Linked DNA regions of Mus musculus: region 1 is linked to region 2. Evidence: chromatin loops called from intact Hi-C (ENCODE). Cell type or tissue: left cerebral cortex. All regions are shown on one strand.

Region 1 (8,000 bases), 86 kb before region 2:
TAACACAACCAAAGCAATCATCCGTAAAAACCTGGAAAAAGCAGACTGGATACTAAATTGCTTTTTACGTTACACAATATATATATAAGTCTGTAGCATGAGGAGGAGAAGCCACGTACTTTGCAATGCTCTATACAATTTTTTCATTCATCCATACACTATGAGAAGAAAATTAGGTACATAATTAATTAAGAGAAAGAAGCAAGTGCCTTACCAGTTCCAGCAGGTATGGACTATGCGCATACGATGTCTTTGTTCTTAGGGAAAAGGAGTTAGACAAACCAGCCTTTGGGCAAAAAAGCAAGGGCAGCATTTCTACTCCTACCACTATCTTGACCTGTGTCCCTTAGCTTAGAGTGTAAGTTAGAAATCTATACAAAGACAGAGAGAACTCCCAAGGAAATAGGCTGATGTTGTGGAGAATGTATGTTCATGCATCTGAAAGAATATTGAGCTCAATCTTTAATTTGATTGAAGAAGCTTAGTTATAGCCAGTGAAGTTGTTGCTAATTTAACAGTAATACAGCTGTTCTCTGGTGATCCAGAGTTTTAAACTTTGTTCTTCAGCATCTCCTCAAATACTACCAACATTATTTACTAGAAAATACAGGTTTTCCCCTCCATTCCTAATAGACAGTTTGGTATGTAGAGCACAATACATCTTCTAATGGAGTGATACAGAAAACAGGGCACAGAAAAAAATGTTTGGGCCGGGCGTGGTGGCGCACGCCTTTAATCCCAGCACTTGGGAGGCAGAGGCAGGAGGATTTCTGAGTTTGAGGCCAGCCTGGTCTACAGAGTGAGTTCCAGAACATCCAGGGCTACACAGAGAAACCCTGTCTCGAAAAAAAAAAAAAATGAAAAAAATGCCTGGTTTTTTTTTTTTAATCAAGTGTTAATTTTATTCTAATTCATGAGTCATAAACACAAAAACCTCACATGCATTCACCAAATATAAAATATTTGCCAACACTGCTCCCGAGACCAAATATGGAAGCAAAGGTCAGCCGCTACATTCTTCTTACTCAAGGTCCCACTCACTGCACCACAGTCCACAGAATGTCTGTTTCATTTCATCTCAACACAAGACAGGCGGTGGCTCTGTACAGCTGAAGCAGTTGCTTCTTACACCTCAAAGTGGCTCTCATACACTGCTCCTTACTACATAAAGTAAAGGCTACAGTGCTCATCATTGGATTCCACTGGTTGCTGGATGGCAGGAATCAACTTATCAATCTTATCAACTGTTCTCGAACCAAAAACTCAGCACAGTGAAAAATAGCTCTAAGCTGAATTCAATCTGGAGGCAAAATACAAAACATATCAAAGAATCAATTAATTACAGAGTAAGGAATGAAATATCTGGAGACAATTTTAAGTAAACTGAAGTAAGATGGTTTAAATTTTTTTTACATTGACATATGATATTTTGAAAGTTTTAAATGTAGAAATGATTTCTAGGAAGTTGGACAATGGAGAAAAAAATCATATACACTTAAATAATGAATTGTCTATATATTCTTAATAAAATGAGACAATACTTTGGTATCTCTTATAGATTAGATAAAGAACAGATGCTATAGTTTTCCTTCAGTAGTAACTCACATTAAAAATGGCATGCTCAAAAGAACAAAACCAGTATTACAACAGCTCCATTTGCCTTCCCTAATTCCATCTGTAACATGTGCTCAAACTTATTACACAACAGCAGCTTTTACATTCAACTATGCCATATAACAACACACCATCTATAAGTTATAATTGTTGCTTTTTTAATAAGATATTTGTTTTTTTTTCTTTTGGTTTTTCTTTTCTTTTTTTAAGATTTACTTGTTTATTTTATGCATGTGAGTACACTGTAGCTGTACAGATGGTTGTGAGCCTTCATGTGGTTGTTGGGAATTGAATTTTTAGGGCCTCTGTTTGCTCCGGTCAACCCCACTTGCTCCAGTCAACCCCCGCTCACTCAGGTCAACTCTGCTCACTCAGGCCCAAAGATTTATTTATTATTATACATAAGTACATTGTAGTTGTCTTCTGACACACCAGAAGAGGGCGTCAGATCTCATTATGGGTGGTTGTGGGCCACCATATGGTTGCTGGGATTTGAACTCATGACCTTCATAAGAGCAGTCAGTGTTCTTACCCACTGAGCTATCTCACCAGCCCTCTCCTTTTGGTTTTTTCAAGACAGGTTTCTTTTGTAGTCCTGGCTATCCTGAATCAGCTCTATAGACCAGGCTAGCCTCAAATTTACAGAGATCTACCTGCCTCTACCTCCTGGGTGCTGGGATTAAAAGCACATGCCACCATTGCCCTGCATCAGATATTTCTAAAGTACACATAAAACCTTACATATTAGTGAAACCTCTGTGCCCACCTGAGTTGCCATGGAGCAAAAGGAACAACTCTGTCATGTCCAACAGACTTATGAATGAGCGTGAAAGACAAATGACTGCAGACAAAATCACTCTTGTTCTACAATATAAGTTAGCTATATAATGTTCCGCTGATGAATTACTGGGAAATGTCATTAATTAAACAGCACATCTCTTCTGTAAAGATTGTAATTTCACCTTAAGTTTGTAATATCCAAAAAACCTTTACCTTGTAAGTACCTAAAACATACACATAGATACATATACATATGTATACATACAGGAAAGGAAAAAGAAATGGAATGAGAAGATAATAATGGATTTCTCAGATACTTTTAAGTTCTGTGGGTCAGATTAATAAAAAGAGAAAAATGACAAAGGGTAGAAATTAGTGTAAAATAGGATACAACCAACATAAACCAGTGTAAACAGGTTTTAAGATGGGAGCTGAATTTAGGTTAAAACCAGGGGTTAAGCAGAAGGCGCTTTGCTGGGCTCATCACTGAGAACACTCCCTCTCTTACCATCAACTCTCCCTGTCTACCTAAGGCAGTATCCTTAGGCCAAAACTGGGCCAAACAGAACACAAACCACACCCATGTTAGTCTACTGCAATAGCCCTGGCCTCTGGTTAGGACACCAAAGAAATTTCATGGATATATCTTGAAAAAGATTATAAAACTGTGACTCTTATATTTCCCTCATTTAAATGTAATCTCCTTAAAGAATGCCTGGAAGTTTAAGGAAAACATTATGAGACATAAAATCATTAGATAGAAAAATTATAAATTATGTACTGCCCGCATAAATAAATGGCTTTTTAAAAAGACAACACAAATGAAAGTATATGGAGTTTTCAGACAACAGCTGTATACAGACAGAAGCAAGCTCTTGTCTGTCTTTACCAGTAGATGGTGCTAACCCCCAGGCATGCTACCGTTCTGAAGCTGACCTCACTTGAATATATAATTCCCCAGATCATTTGACTCTCAAAATCAGAAGCAAAGACTGACATGTTATTCTAAATGTTAAAACTTTTCTAATTAAACAATAAGATACACTGTCTTGACTCTAGCATCATTTCTCATATTGAAGAGACTGTAAGGACAACATTTCTATTTCAGAGTTCAAAGCAATTTACTGCTTATGCACCAACTAACAGATGAAATAACCATGGTTTAAATCTGGGCTCTGGATACTCAGGGTCTCCAATTCCTTGGCTAAGTCATTAATTTCTTTGTGCCTTGCGTCACGCTCTGTTAAGGCTAAAGCAGTACTCACCACAGCTTCAAAAACCCAGAATTACAGGGCCCAGATATAACTAGTGACCTGCATCCAGTACAGAGCAAGCAAAATCCGAGTGTGAAGACTAACCAGAGAAGCATGGCACTGTGGCCATGAAACTCTGGCAGCACACACACACCCTGGTTTAAAGATGAGAAAGGTTAAATATAGGCGAGCAAAGAACAGAACAAAATTAATTAACAATGTCAGAATATTCTGATTTTGTAATATCCTTTGTCCAACAAATAACAAAATTCTTTATATCTAGGTAAATTCCAAGTATTACATATATAACAGAGACATGTTAAATAATAATAAATAGGCTTGAATTTGAATTAGAGATAAATATTAGTATGAACTCAAGTCATTTTCTCTTTCTTTACCCTAGCTCATTTCAATAGATGCCTTAGCAGTGTCTCCAATGCTCTGAGTGAACCTTGAAAAAACTATTTCTCCTTAAATGAAACTAAAACTAATTCCAGAAGAAAGGTATAAGAATCTTAAAATACCAAGAGGCATGAAAGCTGAAAAGGCTCCCACTGGCCAAAGATGGAACAGATTCAAATAATGACAAAAAATGCACTCTGTATAATCTCACAAATCATCCTTTAATCTGAGTTCATACACAGGTTTGTTGCTGTTGTTGCTGTTGCTGCTGCTGCTGTTGTTGTTGTTGTTGAACTGACCATCTTTGCAGGATGACCAGCAAACAAATAACCAAGCAACAGCCCTGCCTCTCTCTGAGAAGTACAACAAGCTAAATAAAGATCGGGCAAGTCAGAGTGTTGATAAATGCACGTGTGTGGCGGGAAAGGAAGGAGTATCAGGAGCAGTGGCCATACATCACAGCAAAGAGGACAGAGGGAGGGAGACTCTGTAGGGATGGACAGTAGGTCATGAGAAAGCTCAGGCTGTTGTTCCTGAAAAGACATTATTGCACGCAGGAGTGGCACACTATAACTTATTTTAAGATAATCACTTCATCATTATGTGAAGAATATCTAGGGGGTAATGAATAAAGCAACTAGCCCACCTAGGAAGTTACTGAAAGTCCAGGCCAGAAGTGGGAGGACTAGTACTTAACACTAGAAACAGGAGAGATAGGACGGTAACAGAATCTGGCTATCTTCCTTTTTATATAGTCTCAGCATTTATACAACATTAAAATAATCCAAAATGCTAGTATCTCTGTAAACGACCACTATAGACTGGAAGTCCTTTACAGTGCTTCTGGAGGACGATGCTAGGAGATGAGTCAGTCAGTCTAAGACACAGGGCAGCTGTCATGCGCGGAGGCTCTACAGTCACACTTGTTCTGACTCTAGCCTACTCAGAAATTATGGCAACTGTTCCCTGGTCTCAATTTCCTCGCTGTCAAGTGGAAGTAGTAACAACAGCTGCCTCTTGTGGAGGGTGAACAGAACGCACTGGAAGGCAGGCTGAAGACTGGGGAGGGTAGCGCAGGAGAGAGCAGGGAGCTTGGGAAGGATGGGGAGTCGGCCAAAACTAAGCATGTATGAAAATGCCATAAGGAAACCTGTCACATGTAATCCAATGCTTTTAATTCTTAAAGGGTTGGAGAGGTGGCTCAGCAGGTAAGAATAGTGGCTGCTCTCACAGAATACCTGGCTTCCTTTTTCAACATCATAATTGTGGCTCACAATTATGTGTAATTTCAGTTCCAGGGTATTCAATGTCCTCTTCTGGCTCCTGAGGGACCAGGCACATACATACATTCGTGTTATATATACATACATACATACATATGTACATACAGACATTCAAGCAAAACACCCATACACATAAAACAAAAATAAATAAATCAGCCCGGCGTGGTGGCACACGCCTTTAATCCCAGCACTCGGGAGGCAGAGGCAGGCGGATTTCTGAGTTCAAGGACAGCCTGGTCTACAGTTAGTTCTAGGACAGCCAGGGCTATACAGAGAAACCCTGTCTCGAAAAACCAAAATAAATAAATAAATAAATAAATAAATAAATAAATCTTTAAAAACATAATTATAGTAGCTACTTCACAGGACTCATAGTATGAAAATAAATATAAAGAATTTACCTAATATCTCGTTCAATACATACTAGCTATCGAATGATTAACTCCACTCCACCCACCTTCCACAGCCAAAAAATATAAACTACTAAGAGAAAGAAAGTAGTGATTTTACTGAAAGCAAGCAACACCCTGTGAAATCTTTGAAGACTTTCCTGTGTAAGTCTGGTAGTATAGTCTCTTTCATTCTCATTTGATAGAGTGAGTTATGATTTAGATACCAACTACTTGAGAGAGAAATTTGTAATTGTTGTTAGTAAAAAAAAAAATCCTAATTTAACACCAGATTAGATTAAAAAACAAAACACAGTAAAACTTGGAGGAGGCTTAGCCTGCAGAACAATTCGATGGAGTCAGCCATTCCATACCTGATTGTATAGCTTACACATTTATTGGATGTTTAGAACAGTTATAGATGAATTTAACATTTAGCTACAAATCAGAGAAATGCAACATATAGTTCCATAGTATTTAAGTAATTTTTTTCTCTTAAAGTCACCAGGAAAAGATTTTGTCAGGAAAAAAATTATAATAGCTACTTGTGGTGGTTTGAATATAGTGGCACTATTTGCAGATGTAGCCTTGTTGAAATAGGTGTGGCCTTGTTAGAGGAAGTGTGTTACTGTGGACGTGGGCATGAAGATCTTCATCCTAGCTTCCTGGAAGTTAGTATTCTCCCGTTGTCCTTCAGAACAAGAAACAGAACTCTCAACTCCTCCAGCCCCACATCTGCCTAGACACTGCCAGGCTCCCATCTCGATGATACTGGATCTCTGACCCTATAAGCCAGCCCCAATTAAATGTTGTCCTTTATAAGACTTGCCTTGGTCATGGTGTCTGTTCACAGCAGTAAAACCCTAACTAATAATATACTACTTCACAGGACTCGTGATGTAACATGAAAATGAGTCTTAGCTGGTACATAATTCTAATTCAATAATTACTAGCTATCAAGTGAGTAATTCCACCCACCCTTCCACAGTGATAGGTTTCCTCTACTACTTTACCATTACCACTATTATTTGTAACATCCATACCTGTTTGTAACGACTTAAACATTCACAATTATTATAATAAAATGAATTTTTGGTTATTTTTCTCACTGAGTTGTATGTGCATGATGCGCAAAAGGCTGCATGCTATAGTGAACGTGTGGAAGCCAAGAGGCTTCTCTGGGCGGCCGATTCTCTCCTTCAGCTTTGTGTGAGTTCAAGAACTAGAATGTAGGCTGCCAGGCTTAAACGGCTAGCTCCTTTACCTACTGCGCCCTCTCACCAACCCCAGGAAAAATGAATTCCAAATGTTCCTTATATATTAAATTGATAGTGTTTTTAAATTGAAAGCATAGTTTACTTTAAATAAAACAAAGCATGTTGATTAGAATCAATATATTTTAACTTAATTAATCAATCTTGTTAAGAACCATCTAAATCTGTATGAAGAAGAATCCAAGCCAATTCCTACTATCATTTTCCCAATTCATGTTTAAAGATGTCAGAAGCTTGGGGCTGGAGAGATGGCTCAGAGGTTAAGAGCACTGACTGCTCTTCTGAAGGTCCTGAGTTCAATTCCCAGCAACCACATGGTGGCTCACAACCACCTGTAATGAGATCTGACGCCCTCTTTTGGAGTGTCTGAAGACAGCTACAGTGTACTTACATATAGAATAAATAAATCTAAAAAAAAATGTCAGAAGCCTTTACATAATCCAATAGCCAGATGTGGTGCAAAGCTGTAACCCCAGCACTGGGGAGGCAGAGGCAGGTAGATCTCTATGAGTTGGAAGACAGCCTGATGAACATACTGAGTTTCAGGACAGCTACACAGTGAAACTCTGAACTTATCTGTCTGTCTGTCTGTCTGTCTGTCTGTCTACAAATAAACAAGCAAATGATGAAGCCAACAAAGAAGAAGAGACAAGAAAAGCTTGGACTTTTTGTTTAGTTGTTCACATTTACATTTTTTAGGATGTCATAATTCTATCTAAGTTTATTTCACAAAACAAAATATTTGGGCTAATATTTGATGTTCTCTAATGTTAAAATGTTCCCACAAACACTAAAAACAATTTCCACTGGAAGAAGATAAGAGGAGGAAGGGGAAGAGGCAAACTTTGCACTTAAAGTCTTTGGCACTATTCGGGTTCGTTCATTGCACATGCATTAACTTAAGGACATAAAAAAGGTTAAAGGAAAAAGATCCATTTTACTGCAATCTATTAAACAATTCTTTAAAGATCTCATAGTGCAGCCTAAGGGCAACTTACCAGATTG
Region 2 (8,000 bases):
ATAATTACAGCAATCTGATGAGATGCATATGGAGAGACAATATTCCTACAGAGAGGCTGCATCCTAACAGACTGCTGCTTGTCATACAACAAAGACAGTTTTCATGTTGAAATTAAAATTTGGAAGTAGCTGGCTTTAAGTTACTTCCTTCATTTTTTTGTTGTTGTTTTGGGGGTTTTTTGGGTTTTTTTTTTTTTTTGTTGTTGTTGTTGTTGTTTTTTCGAGAAAGGGTTTCTCTGTATAGCTCTGGCTGTCCTGGAACTCACTTTGTAGACCAGGCTGGCCTTGAACTCAGAAATCTGCCTGCCTCTGCCTCCTGAGTGCTGGGATTAAACCCGGCTCCAAGTTTTTCTTTTTCTTTCCTTCTTTTACTTTCTGCCAGCCCATTCCCTCAGCTACTCTTGTTCGTTTTAGTGACTACACATTCCAAGGGAGATCTGCAGGGCGGCCCTGAAGCACATCCCTAAGCAGCAGGGAGCAGAGCCCCTCCCCTTCCAGGCCAGGAAGACAGGCATTCACTGTGTCATCTCTCACTGAGAGTGCACAGCTACCCCAACCTACTCATGGGTGTATTTTGAGAAGAAAAAGAAAATCAAGGGGTCCCACATGTGCAGTACTTGGCAGTAGGAAGTCCTTGCCCTCTTACACACAGCAGAATGAAAAATCTAGAGATGGACACAGGCTTTAAAGACAGTGATCTGGAAAAAGGAATAGTTTCCAGGTTCATGTTAACCTTCCATTTTGGAAACTTGAAGTAATATTGGAATAGAAGAACAGTCATATCTTTATGCTAAATAAATTATTATGTAGGCCATAAATTAAACATGGAGCTATGGTTGATAAATAAATAAAGAGTATTTTTTTAAAAATTCAGAGGTATGTCTATTAGTATTTAGTGTGAATATTAAAATTAAGGGCAGAAGAGTTATACATTCATAAAATATAAAAATATTCATGAATAACTTCCATTTTTAAATCTAAGAATGATTGAAAATGAAATAAGGAAAGTAAGCTTTGGGATGTCACACCTTTCGGATAGCATGACTGGATGATTTATCAGCAAGTACCACTGCAGGTCAGGGAAAATATCCTATGATGTCAGGCATTCAAGCATCATCTAAGCACCCACTGTCCACTTCAGATATGAGAACAGTGTATGTCTTGACAATAGCTGATATGGGCTCTCATCTTCCCTTATAGAACCCCCTGTGCTTGAAGCCAACTGTGTACCACACTGCTTATAAAATGAGTTTGCTACCATCTTTTCTCTGTGAGACAAAGTCTAATCACTCACTGGAATATTAACTCATGTTCTACAACCTTAAAAGCAGCACTAAAAATCCTGAGGACAGGCAGGAGTGAATTATTCTTAACTAACATATCCTTTGTAAGCTTCATCCGATGAGCTCACTTTCCAGCATAAAGATTAATTAACATTTTAAAAATTATGATGGAATACATCATATCGTGTACCAGCTCTTCAGAGGGTGAGTAAGTTTCTTTCAAAAGAAAACTGTAGTGCTTACCAACAGGACAAGAGAGGCTGGCATTCGCTCATTCACCAGCTCCTCGTATTCCACCTGGTGCATCAACTCCTCAGGAAATGCTGAATGGCAGAACTAATTAGATGGCCCATGAATCAGAAAACCTTTTCTGTCTTCTAACTTGTCATTTCTCTTCTTTGGCTCTCACATCAGGCAAAAAACCAGTAGTGCTTTAAACAGTTACCCGCCTTCTTTCTGGGAAATGTGCCACCTGAGCTTAGTTTTCTCAGTACAACTGGATAACCTCATCCCACTCCGAAATAGGCCAGATGCCATTGGGCTGCACATTCGGGGGTGAGCTCTTCCAGTCCCATGTCTTGATAGGAATCTTCCAGGTCTTACCATAGTTGGCTTCAATGTAGTCAACCGTTTCACAGGGAACATGCACTTTGATGTCTACAAACTCAGTCCAGCACAGTGTAAACTTGGGAAACAGATACCTGCAGCAAAGCATAGGCAAGCAGGGAGCATTAGACCAAGTAACTTGGCTGCTGTGCATCTTCAAACCTGCCCAGCATCCCTTCTGTCTTCCTGGATTAATGCTATCTCAGTCTTCTTCTAGTCTCTACCAATCTGAAGGAGAGTTAATCCCATCCATAAGCTCCGAAGATGAGAAAAAATACCAACCAAACTATAAACTAAACCAAATCCAGGCTTGGTACTAGCTAAGTTACAGTGACTGCTACAGAGATGGGAGCCTACCAAGATTAGACAATCAAAATCAGATCTGGGATTGTGTTGGGAAACCTAGGGAAAGAGGTGTCATGGCAGAGTTTCCACAAGATGTAAAAAACGGTCACGTTCTTCTCTTGCATACTCTGGCGTTCCAAGGGATATGGACTGAATCCAATAGCACCTCTAGGCTTTCCCCTGCTCTACAGACAATAGCTTTACCTTCTACCTCCCTTTCCTCTTAGAATCTAAAGAGCATCTCTAAACCTGTCTAATACTGATTAAAATGAATCGCTCGCATCTGCTACACAACTGTAAGAATTTGTAAGCTTATGAATTAACCAAAAATAGGCATTTTAAAGGTACTTTGATAATGATGGGCATAGTGACACATGTCTATAATTGCGGCACTTAGAAGCGAAAGGCGTGAGGATCATAAGTTCAAGTCCAGCATTAGTCATGTAGTGAGTTCTAGGGCAGCCTGGACTACATAAGACCCTGCCTCAAAACACAAAATATTTAAATAGGTACTTCAGATTAAGTAAAATTATACATGATATATTACAAAGGAAAACTAAAAGTAGTTAGTCTATTTAGAGTTACATAGGTCTATATTTTGTGTTAAGATTCTTAATGAGAATTTTTTTTCTTCATAACTCAAAAAGGATTTTCAGTAATTAATCCTGAAATGGCAATAATAGGGACCATAAGAGTTTAATATACTAGAAAGCTAAAGACAGAGCAGTGAACTGGAGGAAAGGTATCTGATTATCACGTTTACCACTAAGTGAACCCCGAGAATGGATTCTGCTTTTGAACATCTCATCTCACCACTAAGTGAAATGAAGTCGTATGTGAAGGTCCATCTGAATAAATTCTAAAGAAAGCAGCAAGCGCCTCAGTAAAAGCCAATGGGCACTGGTGGTGAGCGGACAGCCCCACCCAGCTGGCCTCTCTGAGAAGATGGTCACATAAAGTCTCCTCACTGAGAAAGAAATAAGATGCTGCTTAGAAGCAACATCTGCTGGTCCCAATTTTACCCTGCACACTCATAGCCATGGAATTACTCATTTTGTCATGAGACAGAAGCATCTGTCATCAGCCTCCACCCTCCGCAATCACTTGCTGGTCAGCAGAATGTCCACCTGTCCCACACCATCAAGTTGACACAATGAACCTGAAGTGAGGCAGACATGATCTCCCTTAGTAACAGCAGCCAGGAAGCATCTCCTTAACTATTAGTTCTACAGTCTCCTCATACAGCTGAGAGGGAAAGACAACAGCTTTAGGAAGCATCTCCTTAACTATTAGTTCTACAGTCTCCTCATACAGCTGAGAGGGAAAGACAACAGCTTTAGGAAGCATCTCCTTAACCATTAGTTCTACAGTCTCCTCATACAGCTGAGAGGGAAAGACAACAGCTTTAGGACAGACGTCGTAGAAGGCTGCAGACTACACATACAATGCCTGGGACAGTGAAGAATCTGAGAGCCAACCCAGGACATGTAAAATGCAGACACACCATGAAAATCATACAAAAACAATCCAACTCTAGTGTTAGCTTTTGTTCCTACACCTGCCCCTCCCACAACCCCCAGCTGCCAAATCCCCTAAACCCTCCGTGATTCTTGTTTCTCTGCTCTGTCTATTCAACCAAAGAATATCTTAGCATCCTAGAATAGAGAGGCAAACAACCCATAAAACATTTTAACTAATTATGAAGTCAGGACATGGACAGGAGAAGGGCAGGAAGTCACACAGAACAACACACGCCATGTACATTGCCTGGGTCACCAGTAAATACTGATTGATCCTACATCTCTGTGTTACCTTAGATTTAAAAGCTATGATTAAGTCTGGCAGAGCAGTCTGTACTTTAAAGCCTTAGGATGGGATCCACAATGGGAACAGGTTTGAATTTAGACTACGGCACTCTAACTTAGGCTACACAGTTAGGAGATCTCGCTACCACAGAAACTGCCCCATCTGTTCCTAACTTGAACCACTTTGTGCTGCTTTTTCCTAAAATAGCAGTTAGTACAGTTGCTGGATTGGAGAGTGAGCGAGAAAGGAGGATAGGTTTATTTTCCTCCAAAATTCCTTGAAACCAATAAAGCCACTTTGTGGTAGTTAAGAATAATTTTGTCAACGTAATTGTACTATGTATGGACATAATTGCGAAATGAGAAGAAAGCGTTTCCGGCAGCCCAGATCACTGTATTCACTGGTGCTCATTAAGGAGGCTAAGTGAGACAGACCCATCAACTACAACTGCACTTGACCTTTCCACACACTTGCAAGAGCACAGCCAAACTCCCCTCCCCCCAGAACTTCTTTCAAGGCAACACAAACGGTTTATTAACATTAGCATCTTGTATAGTCATCCTCGCTCACTTTATCTGTTATTCCAGAGCCTAAACACCAGCGTTCCACTTAATAGGAGTCCACGAACACTGCTTCTGCTGACTGTAATGGAAAGGCTTCTGGAGTTTCACCATTAAACGTGGTGCTCGCTCTCGGTTTTCACTATCTTCCGTTCATCAAGTCAAGGACACCCCATAGCCCTTTTAATACAAATTTTCTTAAAAGACTTTTGCTTACAGAATTTTTTCAGTGACATCAATTCAGTCAGCAGCCCGCCCTCCAAGCCCTTGTGGCAGGCTGGGGATGGGATACCAGGCCTTCTGCACAGGGATGTGTTCCCTCCAATCCTTTACAGTAAAGAATCACCCTAACATGCGTGTGCACTAGGAAACTATTCTTTTAGCATGTTTCCACCTGGGCTCACAGTCTTACATCTTGTCCCCATTGCTGAAATGCTTGATCTAGGTCTCCTGCAGTAGTTTTTCATTGTTAGCACAACATAGACAGCGAGAAGTGTAAAGGGCCAGACATCTTGGGTTTGGGGAGTAAATATTATCTTTACTAACCCCACTCCCACACCTTGATCAATTGTGCTAAATGTATGCTATACAAAATTTTAAATTATTTTTTTAAACAAACCAACAGGTGGAATTGGCCTCTTACACTGTTTACTGCTTTATTAATTTTTTTGGTTTTTGGCTTGCTTCCTTTACCTGCTCTGCTGGCTTGCATGGTAAATGCTTTCACCACTGTGCCACCTCCCCAGCACCACTTCTGGCTTCTTCACTATGTCTCTGAGTACAGATCTGGGAGGCCTCAACCTTCTCAGCCTTCCTAAGTATTTGTAAATGTTACTTCTGCCTTGCCCTGAATGTGACTTTTAATTGTTGATCACTAAAACTTGATCATTATTATTGTAGCTTTTATATGACTATGGAACATCATCTGCTGCCCTGTATTATTGATAAGGCACACCTGGTACTCTCTTGTTGCATCTCAAGCTTTCACTCCTCCTGCCTTAGCCTTCTAAGTGTTCAGACCATACTATTACAATTAGTTCCTATTCCTTTTTGTTTCATATTTCATTTTCCTATTAATATGTATTAACCATATATAATAATGAGACTCATTATGACATCTCTATACTTTCCACTCTCAAATCTGTATATGTTTAACAATCCTGCTCTTACACATTCATCCAAGCATTAGACTCAACTCTTGAAAACCCACAGTCACAGCATGCTGGTGAGTATTTCTTTTTAAAAACTGTTAGGTGGTTGGTGGTGGTGCACATCTTTAATCCCAATGTGATGGGCACAGGCAGGTGGATCTTATGAGTTTGAAGCAGCCTGGTCTACAGAGTGAGTTCCAGGACAGCCAGTGTTAAACAGTGAGACCATGTCTTGAAAGAAACTGAAAAACAAAATAGTCTCTTTCACTAAACATTTCATAATTCTACCACAAGTGATACCATGTGGAAGGAGTCATAGAGGAATTGATATACTCTCCAGGACATAGGCTGAAATAGTGTCTGAGATCTTATGTCTCATTCTCTACTCCTAAATAAACATACACACACACACACACACACACACACACACACACACACGAGAAAAAAATGAAGGCAGCAGAGGAAGAAATACAATTTATATTATTAATGAGTAGACAAAATTAAGATTCTAGCTATAATTATTTTCTGTCAGATAATTTTTGAAGAATTTCTCTTTAGATGTAATAATTAGATAGAGAGGTTAAAGTTAGGAGTTCAAATTTCACGCCAGATTCAAAAGGATTTTAAAAATCATAGTCTGTTACCTAATTTGTCTAATTAGATGCCAAGGTTTTCATGCAATTAGGTCTTCCTTGGTCAACTTCACTGCCTCTGGCCCATACAGTGCTACTTCTCAATGTGCAATCTCAGACTATTTTGTCTTAGCATCGGTTTTCAAAATTATAAAGTATTTTTGTATTTTTAACCTAACTTAATGCTTTGAGGTGTAATCTTACAGGATGAAATGCATTTATTTTAAGTGATTAAAAAAAAAACCAGCTGGGCGGTGGTGGCACATGCCTTTAATCCCAGCACTCGGGAGGCAGAGGCAGGCAGATTTCTGAGTTCGAGGCCAGCCTGGTCCACAAAGTGAGTTCCAGGACAGCCAGGGCTACACAGAGAAACCCTGTCTCGAAAAACCAAAAAACCAAACCAAAACAAAGCAAACCAGTGAGTGGTGGCTGGTGGTCAAAGGCACTTGCTGCCATACCTGATGACCTGAGTTCAATCCTATACGGAAGAGAACCTGCATGGGAGCGTTTTTGATTCTAGATAGAGCCTGGGGCACTCCTGAGCTTGTGGCTAGTCCTCGGACTCAGCCTACTGGGAGCTGGAATTCCATATGCATACCACTATGCTCAGCCGACAATTCAAATAAATGAAAATGGACAGTTTAAGTCCCCCTCGCATCTGACTTCCTTCATCCATGTTAGTATATCTGGTAACTCATTCCCCTTCAGCACTCAGTAGTATTCCATTGTGTGAATACACAATGAATGCAGCTGCTCACCAGAAGGTGAACAGTTGGACGTCTGGGTAGCATGGTTAAAACCAAACCATTCTGCTTATCTGAATATAACTGTTAACACCTGTACATAAGTCTTGTAATGGAAATGTCTCTTTAGACACTATCAAATTAGTATCTTACAGAATTATGTTTAACAAAATACATGTTTGAAAAAATTACAACTTTGACTTCCCATAGATGTTTTGTAGTACAATTTTCTCCTTGCAATAAAGCAAGGCTCACTTTAGAAGAAACTGCCTCTTCAGTTTCTCCCTCAGTCTTCCTCTTACACCTGCTCCCCCCTCCCTCCCTGTCTGGAGATTCAATTACGGAGACCCAGGATATAATCGGTATATTACAAAATACAAAGATATAAATAGAGCAGGAGATGGGATCACTTGGGAAAAGCCAACACTTTAAATATCCTCATTTAAAGAAATTACTCAAGTCTGCCTTTTAGCTTTGCGGCTGTATGTCCTGCAGAGACAGATGTGTTTCTTGAGAGCTGGAGCTACAGGAGCACAGCATCAGCCTTGGGCTGGGAGTGCACGAGGGACAGCTCCGAAGCTAACTCCATAACACAGAGACAAGCACAATGACCTAGCTTCACTCTTTCACCTCTCCTGCTCACCACACAGCAGAGAGCTGATTCAGAGTCAAGCGGCACCTAGGTTTCACTCAGCCTGAGAGTTATCAAGACGGACTTTATCTGTAATTTAGGGCAGACAGGTTTGCAAAGGACTCTAAAACACTCAGCAGAAAGAACTTGTGTGGGGCTTAGGGGAGATCTATGACAACTCGGAGGGAGGGAAGATCATGTCTACAGGGTACTAAACTTTACAGAGAGAGCAAGTCAATGCCG

What was found. A loop is a pair of places that touch in the nucleus more often than their neighbours do. Peaks named below come from ENCODE experiments on the same cell type or tissue, not always from the same donor. Only the 100,000 strongest peaks of a DNase experiment are listed, where the experiment ranks them.
Region 1: it touches region 2 in a loop (2.9-fold over the local background); 11 of 42 quality-filtered maps call a loop at or near these places.

The regions. Positions count from the first base shown.
Region 1 is chr4:53,840,777-53,848,776 of GRCm38, reverse strand. Tmem38b (transmembrane protein 38B) reads right to left here. Exons shown (of 6, transcript NM_028053.2): 2 at 7,994-8,000. Among named protein-coding and RNA genes, the nearest start is that of Tmem38b, 19 kb to the right of the region's middle. In left cerebral cortex, CTCF peaks have their summits at 3,296 (motif pointing right) and 5,061; DNase peaks (open chromatin) are centred at 3,303 and 5,008.
Region 2 is chr4:53,755,158-53,763,157 of GRCm38, reverse strand. It overlaps Fktn (fukutin), which reads right to left. Exons shown (of 10, transcript NM_139309.5): 10 at 1-1,984. The coding sequence ends at 1,771. Among named protein-coding and RNA genes, the nearest start is that of Tal2, 21 kb to the left of the region's middle. In left cerebral cortex, no CTCF peak of the experiment used is centred here; DNase peaks (open chromatin) are centred at 1,734, 3,262 and 4,207; H3K27ac peaks cover 335 bases.